Regions from separate parts of the Homo sapiens genome. Here regions 2, 3 and 4 are each linked to region 1. Evidence: chromatin contacts called from ENCODE Hi-C or POLR2A ChIA-PET data. All regions are on one chromosome and are shown on one strand. Each heading gives the region's core, a stretch centred on a gene start or an enhancer-like site at or near the end of the contact. The rest is flanking DNA. Distances are from core to core; before and after follow the strand shown.

What was found. Hi-C counts contacts between places; a loop is a spot of excess contacts on that map. ChIA-PET counts read pairs that join two places held with the same protein, here RNA polymerase II (POLR2A). Pooled maps may share reads with other maps.
Region 2: a loop to region 1 is called in a map of CD8-positive, alpha-beta T cell, with 31 times the contacts of the local background. The contact joins the promoter of BTRC here to the promoter of NOLC1 in region 1. A Hi-C loop is called at or near these places in 2 of 168 maps with a recorded cell type or tissue (CD8-positive, alpha-beta T cell and naive thymus-derived CD4-positive, alpha-beta T cell) and 9 of 50 pooled maps.
Region 3: a map of CD4-positive, alpha-beta T cell shows a loop between it and region 1 (6-fold over the local background). The contact joins the promoter of CNNM2 here to the promoter of NOLC1 in region 1. A Hi-C loop is called at or near these places in 2 of 168 maps with a recorded cell type or tissue (CD4-positive, alpha-beta T cell and naive thymus-derived CD4-positive, alpha-beta T cell) and 8 of 50 pooled maps. POLR2A ChIA-PET finds 5 or more read pairs at or near these places in 1 of 52 experiments (HCT116).
Region 4: a map of CD8-positive, alpha-beta T cell shows a loop between it and region 1 (18-fold over the local background). The contact joins the promoter of WBP1L here to the promoter of NOLC1 in region 1. A Hi-C loop is called at or near these places in 3 of 168 maps with a recorded cell type or tissue (CD4-positive, alpha-beta T cell, CD8-positive, alpha-beta T cell and naive thymus-derived CD4-positive, alpha-beta T cell) and 11 of 50 pooled maps. POLR2A ChIA-PET finds 5 or more read pairs at or near these places in 1 of 52 experiments (activated T-cell).

Annotation. Positions count from the first base shown.
Region 1 is chr10:102,150,824-102,154,038 of GRCh38, forward strand. NOLC1 (nucleolar and coiled-body phosphoprotein 1) reads left to right here and starts at 1,566. Exons shown (of 13, transcript NM_004741.5): 1 at 1,566-1,707. The coding sequence starts at 1,588. RefSeq lists enhancers at 1,052-2,251, 1,157-1,456, 1,627-1,676.
Region 2 is chr10:101,352,627-101,355,841 of GRCh38, forward strand. It overlaps BTRC (beta-transducin repeat containing E3 ubiquitin protein ligase), which reads left to right and starts at 1,539. Exons shown (of 15, transcript NM_033637.4): 1 at 1,539-1,602. The coding sequence starts at 1,555. RefSeq lists a silencer at 1,583-1,762.
Region 3 is chr10:102,916,683-102,919,897 of GRCh38, forward strand. It overlaps CNNM2 (cyclin and CBS domain divalent metal cation transport mediator 2), which reads left to right and starts at 1,612. Exons shown (of 8, transcript NM_017649.5): 1 at 1,612-3,215. The coding sequence starts at 1,799. It overlaps LOC107984265 (a long non-coding RNA gene), which reads right to left and starts at 1,653. Exons shown (of 3, transcript NR_160733.1): 1 at 1,486-1,653. RefSeq lists enhancers at 565-1,251, 1,252-1,938 and silencers at 1,408-1,587, 2,198-2,287.
Region 4 is chr10:102,742,461-102,745,675 of GRCh38, forward strand. WBP1L (WW domain binding protein 1 like) reads left to right here and starts at 1,488. Exons shown (of 4, transcript NM_001083913.2): 1 at 1,488-1,683. The coding sequence starts at 1,594. SFXN2 (sideroflexin 2) reads left to right here. Exons shown (of 12, transcript NM_178858.6): 12 at 1-1,032. RefSeq lists enhancers at 1,135-1,184, 2,125-2,354 and a silencer at 1,465-1,624.

The DNA.
Region 1 (3,215 bases), core at 316-2,815:
TTTGTTTTGTTTTGGAGATGGAGTCTTGTTCTGTCTCCCAGGCTGGAGTGCAGTGGCACGATTTTGGCTTACTGCAACCTCTGCCTCCCGGGTTCAAGTGATTCTCCTGCCTCAGCTTCCTGAGTAGCTGGGATTACAGGCACCCGCCACCATGCCTGGCTAATTTTTTTTGTATTTTTAGTAGAGACAGGGTTTCACCATGTTGGCCAGGGCTGTTCTTGAACTCCTGACCTCAGGTGATCCACCCACCTTAGCCTCCCAAAGTGCTGAGATTACAGGCATGAACCACCGTGCCCAGCTTTGTTTTTGATTTTTGAGATAGGATCTCACTCTGTGGCCCAGGCTGGATTGCAGTGGCAGGATCATAGCTCATTGCAGCTTTGACCTCCCTGGCTCAGTTGATCCTCCTGCCCCAGCCTCCCAAGTAGCTGGGACCACAGGTGCATGCCACTACACCTGGCTAATTTTAAAAATTTTTTGTAGAGATAGGGGGGTTTCACTGTGTTGTCCAGGCTGGCCTCTTAACTCCTGGGCTCAAGGGATCCTCCCACCTAGGCCTTCCAAAGTGTTGAGATAACAGTTGTGAGCCACTATGCCTGGCCAATTTTATATAGGAGAGGGGGGTGTGTTCCCATGAGGATCCTTATCTTTCCTGAGCGGCATTAGTGGGAGGTAGCCAAGGGGTAGTGGGTAGGATTGAAGGGATTGCTAACTGCTAATATCTGGAATGTGGCAGAACTTGGAATTAACTTGGTAGGTCTGAGCATTGATACTGGAGTTACTCATGACAAAGGCATTGATACTGGAGTTACTCATGACAAAGGCAGAGTGTGAACTCTGATCCCGGAGGAAGAAGGGTTATTTTCAACAATCTCTTCAGCTTGAATAGATTGTTGCTGTGTGTGATTCAGGTTTGGTGCATGACACCTTTCCTCTTCATGGAGCTGACCTAAGGCGGAATATAAGGGAGATGGGAGGGGCAGCTTGGGAAATCAACACCTCCCACCCTCACGACGGATAACCCGAAGGATCTTCTGCAGCAGAGGCAGGAGTCTGGAGGCTGGGATGGTATCAGAAAGGGCCTCCCTGGGTATTGGAGGCAGTGAAGATGAAGGGCGAGAATCCATTGGCCGTGCCAGTACGCCATGGGGGCGGTTGGGAGATCTTGTAGAACAACTGTTCGAGCCCGCTTGTCCACTCATTACTCTGGAATCCGAGTCCCAGCAGGGGCGCGGGAAACCGCTGCTCTGAGAAAAGGTACCTCCCCCAGAAAGACTGCGCGGGAAGTCCCGAGTTTTCCCGCCACGCCGAGGGCGTGATCCCTGACGTCAGAGCTCCGCCTCCACAAGCTGGCGGCCGGTGGGCTCCGCCCTTAACCAAGATGGCGATACGCGTGGGACCGGAAAGAGTTTATAGATTTCCCGTCTACCCTACCTCTGAGGTGAAGGTGGGACTGCCCTGTGGAGCCCACCCTTTCCGTTATGCGCCCGCGCGGCGCAATGACGTAACACAGGCCCGCCCACTGCCCCTGTTGGGTTCCTGAGTCGTGCTGCGTCGACAACGGTAGTGACGCGTATTGCCTGGAGGATGGCGGACGCCGGCATTCGCCGCGTGGTTCCCAGCGACCTGTATCCCCTCGTGCTCGGCTTCCTGCGCGATAACCAACTCTCAGAGGTGGCCAATAAGTTCGCCAAAGCGACAGGAGCTGTGAGTTCCGGGCTTGGGGCGGGGACCGGGCTGAGATGACCACAAGGCTTCAGGCCCTGACGTGCTTAGGTTTCCAGGTGGGGAAGTCTGGGGGTCCGCCAGTCCAGTGTCTGCAAGGCCTTTACGCCGACCCCTCGGCAGTGACCAGAGAAAGCCTGCGGCCTCGGTCGCTTACCTTCCTCCATGTCTGAGTAGATATCGCTGAGTCTTGTTGCTTTTTTCTTGTGACCTGTGCAGCGGCGGCAGCGTGGGAGCCTCGTGGCCCCAAGCCACATGGCTGGCAGAGTGCAGCGGGGAGGTAGAGTCTTGTTCCACTGAGGACGTTGGTTCTTCGGCATCTTCTGGGGGGCTTTTCGTTGGGTGAGGCAAACCGTGATTTGACCTTAGCCTCAGTCACATTTACTGGGATTCAAAAGCAAGTGAAATTTCTTTAGAATGAAGTCTGGGATTTTCGTTTGTAAAGAAGAAAATGAATGAAAGTAGAAGCAGAGTTTTGTTTTGAGTTACACTGAGAATTGAGAGTCATCAACAGCCCTACCAAGTAGGCATAGTAGTGGGCTTGGAGCTTTGGCTAATTGAATCAAACAAACCTAGGTTTGGGACCAGGCTCTGCCACTTTTTAGATACGTGACCCGGGCAGTTTATTTAACCTTTCTGAGTCTTTCTACAGGGATGTCATCATCCACTTTATAGGATTTTTGTGAGTTTCAGTAAGATGATGTGTAAGAGTAGCAATCTCAGTGCTGGTACAGAGGAATCTTGTAAAAGTGAAAGCTGTACCATAGTTATGGCAATTTAGGATGCTCCAAACACATGTAAGAGTAAGAGAACCAGGAATGTGAAAGGTTTGTAATCTACATCAACGGACATTCCTGCATGGGAAGACACTTTGAGAGAGGAGAGAGGGGGGGTCTTCAGCAGGGATGATAGCATGACTAGGAAGGATGGCTTGCACTTTTAGCAGAATCAGGCTGCGAAAGCAAAGAATCAGATCAGCCTCAAAACTTCCTTAAGCTGGGACAGGCTGCCATGTGATCTAACTGCTTTCTTAATGAAACTGTTTAGAGTTGACTGTTAAGGAGACTGCGGAGAGTGCTTTCACAGTGGACTGGATGGAATTGGACATTTCAGAATTAGGATTCTTTTTTTTTTTTTTTTTTTTTTGAGACGGAGTCTCTGTTGCCCAGGCTGGAGTGCAATGGTGCGATCTCGGCTCATTGTAACCTCCGCCTCCCAAGTTCAAGTGATTATCCTGCCTCAGCCTCCCCAGTAGCTGGGATTACAGGCGCGTACCACCACGCCCGGCTAATTTTTGTATTTTTAGTAGAGATGAGGTTTCACCATGTTGGCCAGGCTGGTCTTGAACTCCTGACCTCAAGAAATCCACTTGCCTCAGCCTCTCAAAGTGCTGGGATTACAGGCGCGAGCCACCGTGCCCGGCCTCAGGATTAGGATTCTGAAATGGTTTTATGTGAGAAAAGCTAATCTTTGTGAAGAGCTAACTAAGG
Region 2 (3,215 bases), core at 289-2,788, 800 kb before region 1:
TTTTTTCCTATAAGTCAAAAAGTATTTTCCTAGTTCATTTATTTTATAAATTCAGATATTTTGTACAAGGCTGTCACAATCTAACTCACTTTTTTTTTTTTTTTTTTTTAGACAGAGTCTCGTTCTGTTGCCCAGCCTGGAGTGCAGTAGCGTGATCTCGGCTCACTGCAACTTCCGCCTCCCGGGTTCAAGCAATTCTCATGCCTCAGCCTGCCGAGTAGCTTGAATTACAGGCGCGTGCCACCAGGCCCGACTAATTTTTGTATTTTTAGTAGAGACGGGGGTTTCTCCATGTTGGCCAGGCTCGTCTCGAACTCCTGACCTCAGGTGATCCACCCGCCTTAGCCTCCCACAGTGCTGGGATTACAAGCGTCAGTCACCGCGCCTGGCCCTAAATCACTTTTGTTGTTGTTGTTGTTGTTATACTGTTCTTTTTCATTGCTAAGTAATATTCCACTGTGCTACATATGGAATATGCTACAATTTGTTCATACAACCACCTGCTGAGGGGCATTTGGGTGTGTGTCAGTTTTTTAGGCTGTATAACCAATTATCACAAACATAGCAGCTTAAAACAACCTAAATCACTTTTAACCAAACCCTAGAGTTTTCTCCTCCTAAGGTAGACCCAATTTCCAAAATAAACCCATATTGTACCTTTTCAGGCCAAAGAAAATATTTATATGCTTTATTTGCTGGAGGCCATTATATTCCACCGTTGAAGGACTTTTGTTAAGTACCTGTTTGACCCTTAGTGCAGGGCTTACATCCCACAGTTAGCAATAGCAAGTTATGTGCTTTTTGAGCTCTAAACACTGAGAATTTCTTGAACCGAGTTCTATTCGGCCCTGACTTGCTGTGGGGGAGAAAAGATTCCTCGGGAGAAGTGTGGGTGGCGATGGCTTAGGAGGACCTTGAAATTCCGCATTTGTCTGTGAGCTGCTGCCAGGTGCCCATTGGCCCAGCTACTCTGGGTCGCAAACCTGCAGATGCCAGATACATGAAATTTGGGGACGTTCAGCTTCCTAAAACCACAGTTAGGCAGGTCCTAGGACCCGTGATTCTTGCCACAGTTTTTCTTAGTATTTGGGCTACAAGTGAGGCATTGGCCGCCATCTTGATATCAAATGCCAGGCAAGCCGCTACTGGCGTCGCTCGGTAACCACGGAGACACCCGTGCCCCTCCCGTTTCTCATCCTTAGAGGCTGTAAACTACAATTCCCATCAGCCGATTTCCTCTGCGTAATGGCAACTTATCTAAATCTGGCTTGTGGGCAACCGCAACGCTGCCGCAGTGAACTGTGGGAGTTGCGGTTCACGGCGTAGCCTCAGTTTTTTTCCTGGGGGAAGTTCCAGAACTACAAATCCCGTGAGCCAGTGGGCTTTCGCCTGCGCACGGAGAAGCCGATTCTCCTTGGCCCCTCAGCCTGCGCCTGAGAGGTAAGAGAGGGCGGGGGGAAGGAAGAGGAGGCGGGATCCGGGCGCTGCGTTGGCTGCGGCCTGGCACCAAAGGGGCGGCCCCGGCGGAGAGCGGACCCAGTGGCCTCGGCGATTATGGACCCGGCCGAGGCGGTGCTGCAAGAGAAGGCACTCAAGTTTATGGTGAGGAGACGGTGGAGGCCGGGGAACGGTGGAGGCGCTGGCGTTGGCGGCGTCGCTGGCCTGGGCCGCCCGCCCACTGCGGGACCGGGCAGCGGGACCCTGGGCCGAGGCTGGCGGCGGAGCGGCTGGAGGGATGGGATGGGAGCTCCAGAAAGGAGGCTGGGGGTTGCGGAGCGGACCCAGGGGTGGGGGCAGCGGCTCCGCCATCTTGTGGATGAGAGGCCAAGTGACAGCGGGAGCTTAATCGAGGAGGGGGCTCCAGGCGGCGCGCGGGGCCCTGGAGGGAAAGGGGCGTGGGGACTGTTACTGAAAAGCGGAGGAAGCTCTCTGGAGAAACGCCGTGAGGCCGCTGGCGGGGCCTTCCTGGTGTCAGGGTTACCGGTAAGGCCCGGGAGAGGAGGTGCATTCACGACTGGGGAAGGGAGCGCGGGATAGAGTGAAGACAGATACGGTGGGTAGAGGGGAACGGGCAGGGCTGGATGCAGATGGATTTAAGGGTGGAGGAGGGAACGCTAGGGCTGGTGAGAGGCTTATAGTTTTGTAGAATGAGGAGGGAGGATAGCCTTTGCCTTGAGGGTGGAATCCCAGCTTGGCCAAACTACTGTTGACAAACTCTGGAAGGGAAGAGGCCTCACTAAAGAAGATAAGGACTGGGAATGAGGACCTAGGGCTATAATGACAGTCCCTGGGAGGGGAAAAGGGTGTTGACTGTAAGCTAGAATTACAAATGTCAGGGAGGGGTACATAACGCTACTTTGAAAGGAGAAGCTAAATACTGTAATAAGGACAAGGTGATGAAAAGTAAGAGCAGATTGTCAGGGAAACATGGGTACAGGAGATTGGGGCAAAATGAGTATCTAATAGGGTAAGCAAAACAAAATTTAAAGGTAAATTGTGGGACGGTAAAATGTGGAGGCCAGGTGCTTTGTATCATTTTCTGGGAAAGGAAAGGCCGTGGAGATGAGAGTTGCAAAGACCCATAAGAAGTGATGAGATCAGTTGAGAAATTTAGGAGATAAAAAGGGTGGAGGTTGGTAGAGGGAAGTAAGTCAGGGATAAGTCAGGATTTGTGGTTACCCGTCAGTTTTAGGTTGAAGCACAGTGTGAGCAAAGATTGGATTTTGTGGGTGTGCTTAAACCCCTTGGAACATATTTCTTTAACTTTGTATCACGCTTTTCTTTTTGCTGTGCTTATCTTTGGCAAACTCGTATAGTCTGATATTTGATGCTTTTAATCTGATGCTTTTTGTATTTCCTAGGTGTAAAACCAGACTTTGTGGTTACAACTAAAGAATGATGGAATGCATAGATTTTAAGCTTAACAGGTGGCCTTAGGGACATTGATATTATTTGCAGTCCAGTCTTGCTTTTTCAGAAGTTATTGTGACTTGTCACTCCAAATCTTACTCCTTTGCTTAAAAAAATAGCTATTTTGTATCTTTGCCTAAAATACCGTAACAAATCCAGATAAACATGGATACTAACAAAATTGAATTTTAGACTTTAAACTGCCCCATTTATAAGAATACTTTTTTGGAATCTAGTCAAATTCACTAAAACTTTATCTTGCATTAGTGTTTTCGAAAACACCTAATTAAAATTCAGGGGTATCA
Region 3 (3,215 bases), core at 362-2,861, 770 kb after region 1:
AAGGGAAAGGAACAGGTATCGAAGAGGAAAGATCAGTTAGGAGGCCACTGCAATCATTCCAGAAATTACTCATACCAGAAATTAATCAGAGACGTTTGATGCATTTACAAAAGCGGTGGTAGGGGGGCGCGGGATGTGCTTGTAGAATACAAAAGAGGTAGAGAAACATTAAACATTTTGAATGTTTTAAGTTTCTTTTTTTTCTTTTTTTTTTTTTGATACGGAGTCTCCCTGTGTCACCCAGGCTGGAGTGCAGTGGCGCGATCTCGGCTCACTGCAAGCTCCGCCTCCCGGGTTCACGCCATTCTCCTGCCTCAGCCTCTCCGAGTAGCTGGGACTACAGGCGCCCGCCACCATGCCCGGTTAATTTTTTGTATTTTTAGTAGAGACGGGGTTTCACCGTGGTCTACGATCTCCTGACCTCATGCTCCGCCCGCCTCGGCCTCCCAAAGTACTGGGATTACAAGCGTGAGCCACCAACGCCCGGCCTGAATGTTTTAAGTTTCAAGGAAAAGACCAATTTGGCAGCTACTCTGCTACCTCGTCACCTCCAGGTGACGTTGGGAGTACTGGGGAGCTAGGTTTCCAGAACTTTTTGCTCTTGAGTGACCTAAGACCCTAGCAGAGTTTGGTCAGTGTGATTAAGAATGAGCCTCTGTGGGTCTGTTTAGGATGCTTGCCCCCTCCCATTTCCTTAACTTGCCTGAATTCCTGCTGGGAATACAGATTCGGGGCCCTTCCCACTCTGTAAATATGGGAAAAGGTCTAGGAAGTATATACTCCTAGCAATAATATGTAGGGGTTCTATGACTAGGAAATTTGGGGAACTGTCCCCCTGACCGCTCCATCCGTAACTTCTGCACACCTTTTGGGGTACGCCGCCGACCTGGAAAGCGTTGCAGGGCGCTCATGCTGCCCGCAGGTGGCGCCACGTGATCGCGAGCCGCAGAGAGCCCGTACCCTAGGAGTCTCGAGGCGCGAGGACTGCTGGTCCGCAGCTGTGCCGGGGCCACCGACGCCGCTTACCCCGGCGGAGCGCCGCGCAGGTGGAGTTGGGGACAGCGGCCGGTGCCCCGGCTTTTTAGGCTGTGTGCATCCCAAGCCGCCTCTAGTTGGCTTCTCGGGCTTCCGGGGCAGGAGGGCGCGCGGCTTTGTGCCTACGAATTGAGAACTGGAGAGCCAGTAACCGGTGCACCGGGAACCTGCCGCCTTGCGCCGCAGGGCTTTAGTCCAAACCTGGCCGGTCCAGGCTCCGGGATCTACTACAGGGGCCCCTGGGGAGCGCGGGCCCCAGGGACGGCTCCTTCCCATTGGCAGCAGGACGGATGCCACGCCCCTTTTTCTTCAGCTCTCATCTTTGACTGGCTCTCGAGTCCCAGATGGCCACGCCCCCTCCCCTCGCACATACACAAGAGTCACGCGCCTTTCAGTTGGAAACTTGGCGTGCAGACGGGGACGGTGGCTCTCGTCGCCCCACCCACTTACCTTGCCATTGGTCCGCGGAGCGGCACACGGTCACGCCCCCATTCCAGCCCCCTGGCTGGGAGGGCGGGCACCCGCTTGTGATTGGCTGGTCGGCCTGCCTCTCGCGGGAGCAGCCGGCGCTCCTCTCCCTCCCTCTTTCCCTCCCGCGAGCCTCGGGGTTCCTCAGCTGGCTGAGGTGGAGTCAGTGTCAGTCAGGGAGGCGAACTGCTGAGCACTGGCCGCGGACGCTCCGTTGCAGTCTCGCCCAGGGGCCGGTACCTGCGCTCGCGCCGCCGGGTTGAAAGGATGAAGCCGCAGCTGGAGCAGCCACCCTATGATTGGCTGTGGCGCTTGTGAACCCAAAGTAAAGATGGCGGGCGGGCAGGCAGCCGCCGCACTGCCCACTTGGAAGATGGCGGCGCGCCGCAGCCTCAGCGCTCGCGGCCGGGGGATCCTGCAGGCGGCTGCGGGGCGGCTGCTGCCGCTGCTCCTGCTGAGCTGCTGCTGCGGTGCGGGCGGCTGCGCAGCGGTGGGCGAGAATGAGGAGACGGTGATCATCGGGCTGCGACTGGAGGACACGAACGACGTGTCGTTCATGGAAGGGGGGGCGCTGCGGGTGAGCGAACGGACCCGGGTCAAGCTGCGGGTGTACGGGCAGAACATCAATAACGAGACGTGGTCCCGCATCGCCTTCACCGAGCACGAGCGGCGGCGCCACAGCCCGGGGGAGCGCGGGCTGGGGGGCCCCGCGCCGCCAGAGCCGGACAGCGGCCCCCAGCGATGCGGCATCCGCACCTCAGACATCATCATCTTGCCCCACATCATTCTCAACCGCCGCACCTCGGGCATCATCGAGATCGAGATCAAACCGCTACGCAAGATGGAGAAGAGCAAGTCCTATTACCTGTGCACGTCGCTCTCCACGCCCGCCCTGGGCGCCGGCGGCTCGGGGTCCACGGGTGGCGCCGTCGGGGGCAAGGGTGGCTCGGGGGTGGCCGGGCTCCCGCCGCCCCCGTGGGCCGAGACCACCTGGATTTACCACGACGGCGAGGACACCAAGATGATCGTAGGCGAAGAGAAGAAGTTCCTGCTGCCCTTCTGGCTGCAGGTGATCTTCATTTCGCTGCTGCTGTGCCTGTCGGGCATGTTCAGCGGCCTCAACCTGGGGCTCATGGCCCTGGACCCGATGGAGCTGCGCATCGTGCAGAACTGCGGCACGGAGAAGGAGAAGAATTACGCCAAGCGCATCGAGCCGGTGCGCAGGCAGGGCAACTACCTGCTGTGCTCACTGCTGCTGGGCAACGTGCTGGTCAACACCACGCTCACCATCCTGCTCGACGACATCGCCGGCTCGGGCCTCGTGGCCGTGGTAGTCTCCACCATCGGTATCGTCATCTTCGGAGAGATCGTGCCCCAGGCCATCTGCTCCCGGCATGGCCTGGCTGTGGGGGCCAACACCATCTTCCTCACCAAGTTTTTCATGATGATGACCTTCCCCGCTTCCTACCCGGTCAGCAAGCTGCTGGACTGCGTCCTGGGCCAGGAGATAGGCACCGTCTATAACCGGGAAAAACTGCTGGAGATGCTCCGGGTCACCGATCCCTACAACGACCTCGTTAAGGAGGAGCTGAACATCATCCAAGGGGCGCTGGAGCTCCGCACCAAGACGGTGGAGGACGTGATGACCCCACTCCGGGACTGCTTCATGATCACCGGCGAAGCCATCCTGGACTTCAACACCATGTCTGAGA
Region 4 (3,215 bases), core at 238-2,737, 590 kb after region 1:
TTTTTTTTTTTTTGAGACAGGGTCTCACTCTGTTGCCCAGGCTGGAGTACAGTGGCACAATCAAGGCTCATTGCAGCTTCAATCTCCCTAGCTCTGGTGATTGTCCCACCTCAGCCTCCCAAGTAGCTGGGACTACAAGTGTGCACCACCATGCTTGGCTAATTTGGCTAATTTAGTTTTTTTATTTTTGTAGAGACAGGGTTCTCTCCATGTTGCCCAGGCTGGTTTCAAACTCCTGAGCTCAAGGGATCTACCTGCCTCAGCCTCCCAAAGGGCTAGGATTATAAGCATGAGCCACCACACCTGGCTATTTTACCAACATTGATCAAGCTCTGGTTGAGCCTTGTACAGGATATTATAGGCTTTAAAAGAAGAAGAAGAAAGACCTGGTATGCTGTACAAAAAACTGCAAACCAGGCACGCAGATATAAGTGTTACAAGAATCCAGAAGAAGCAGCAAGGAGATGGGGCTAGGAGTTTGTAAGCAGGGAACTGTATCTGTAATATGTAAATGAAGTTACTGGGCATCTCTTCAATGGTCAGTGTGAGTGGAATGTGTGGGAAAATGTAGTGGTGAGAGGTGAGATAAAGAGAAGTAGACAGGGACGAAGTCACAGAGAGGACCGTGTTGGGAAGTTTGGACTCTCTATTCTGTAGGTAGATGAAGTATTTAAAAGAAGAGGCCATGATATAGTAATATTTGGTTTAATGTGGTATGGTTGTAGTGTGTGGCGGAAATTTGAGAGGAAGAATTGTCAACTTGCAGGGCAGCAGGGAAGCCATTTGTATTTAGCTAGAAGAACATGGATTGAAGCAATGGATGATGGATTTCAGAGCAATTTGTGAAGTAGAACCAGAATTTTGTCCGTCGAACTTGGGGTGACGAAGCACTATGCCTCAGATAAAGGTACTATCTTCTAGGGAATTCAAACGGACCTAAGCTGCTATTTGGGCAGTTGAGACCAAGAGAGGCATCCTGGTAATAGTGCTGTGCTTCAAGACAAAAGACATTAAAATATTTTTACATTGCAATTGTTTTCCTCTTCAGGAGCGCCTGGTTACCTTTCAGGAATAATTTATTTTCCAACACCCTTGAGAAACATTAAACCTTTTTTCTTTTTTTGATGTGGAAAACTGGAAAACTAGTACTTCCGCCACACTCAAGATGGCTACATCAGAAATAGACTTTTCCATCCACCTGGGTGGCCCCGCCCCCTTATGAAGCTGCTTCCGCCACTCTCTGCGGGTTGGGACGAATTTTACACTTCTTCGCAGCATTCAAGATGGTCCGGCTTCCTCCTACTTTTTATTGGCTGCATCGCTTCGTCTTCAGGGGAAGGCGGGACTTATATTTGATCGACAGCTACATTGATCAATGGACAAAGGGCAAAGGCCAATGAAGCGCTGGAACTGGAGAGTCTCTCGCGTGTCTGGGAGGGTGTTTTGCGCGGGGCGGGGTGGAGCAGAGCCGGAAGCGGGAGGGGAGCGTCAAACAGGAAAAGAAGGGAAGAAGGAAGAAGAGGGTAGAGGAGGAGAGGGAGGAGGAGGAGGGAGGTGGCGGCGCCGTGGCGGAGGAGCAGGAGCAGGAGGGGGATGGAGAGGAGAAGGCTCCTGGGTGGCATGGCGCTCCTGCTCCTCCAGGCGCTGCCCAGCCCCTTGTCAGCCAGGGCTGAACCCCCGCAGGTAAGGGGGAGGGGGCGTCTGGGCCATGTTGGGTCCTGGGGGTCGTCGAGGCCTGGCTGGAGGGGTCTGAAGGAGTGTTGTTGCCAAGAGTTGAGGGGTCCCGAGAGGGGCGTCTATGCCTGGCGTGGACAGGATCTAAAGGGGCGTCGGTATTTAGCTGAGGGACACCTGTGACAGTTTTGGTGTCAAGGAGGTGGCAGAGGCATGATGCCAAGCGAGTGAGGGGCGTTTGAGACGGCAGGTTGGTTAGGTGGGCTGGGGTGACTGTGGCTGGATAGCGGTGCCAAGCTGAGGATGTGGGCCTTATTCGTGTCCCTCTGTGGAGCAGGTGTCCCAGGCAGTAATGCAGTATGTACGTCTGTGTGTGTAGGGGTACACAGGCTATTGAGTTGGCCTGTGAGGGAGGGGATCCTGAGGATATTTCTTTAAGGATGGACTGGGGAAAGTTCCGAGGGCATCTTAGTACGTTTAAAAAAAATTACTATGTTCCTGGGAGAGACTTGGCCCCATTTTAAAATCTGTAAGCCATGGCGCACTTGGTTGGAGGGAGGACTCTCAGAAGGCAGGTGGGATGAAACAGAGTGGAACCCCTCAGGAGGAGGAGCACACTTGAGCTGTAACAAGCTCTTGCTGTTAGGCTGGCTGGCCTGGGAGAGCAAGTCACGGATGCTGATCTGAGCCAGCTCAGGGCTTTTGACCAGAGGGTGGTTCTGATGCCAATATGGGCAGCAAATGGAGCACCCTAGCTTTTCTTGCTGGGTGGCTTGCTCTTTATCCAGGCAGAGAAGCTTGCTTGTGCTGATTCCAGCTCCAGCTGGCATTTCAAAACCCTAATGGGAGCGTTACTCCTGGTGCCAAGTTGGGTGGGGTGCAGTGGGGGCAATCACCCCTCCTTCCTTGCATGTGGCAAAGCTTTATGATTCTTTTTTCTTCACTTTCTGTTCTTTTCCCCGTTTTTTCAGAAAGGCATACACACATAGACGCATAGCGTAGTGGCAAAGTTTATACAACTTAGCGCTTGAACTTGTGTTGTGAACAAGAGCAGAAACTGAGTGCCAGCAAAAATACTTATCTTTTCCCTAGGAGTTTTAGGGCTGCCTTTTCACAAATACATCTTGTTTTGCCCATTATCCTCTATTTTAAAATACTGATTAAAAAATAAGTTGAAATTCACATGACAAAAACCATTTTAAAGTGAACAATTCAGTGGCATTTAGTACACTTACAATGTTGTGCAACTACCACCTCTATCTAGTTCCAAAACATTTTCATCACCCCAATAGAAAACCTCGTCCCTACTAAGCAGTTACTCTCTGTCTCCCTTTTCCCCCAGCCCCTGGCAACCACCCGTCTGCTTTCAGTCTCTATGGATTTATCTATTCTGGATATTTTATATAAACGGGATCCTACAATATGTGGTCTTTGTGCCTGGCTCCTTTCACTTAGCGTAATGTTTATAAGGCCCATCCACATCGTAGCATGTACTAGTACTTCATTCCTGTTCATGACCAAGTAACATTCTGTTATCTGTA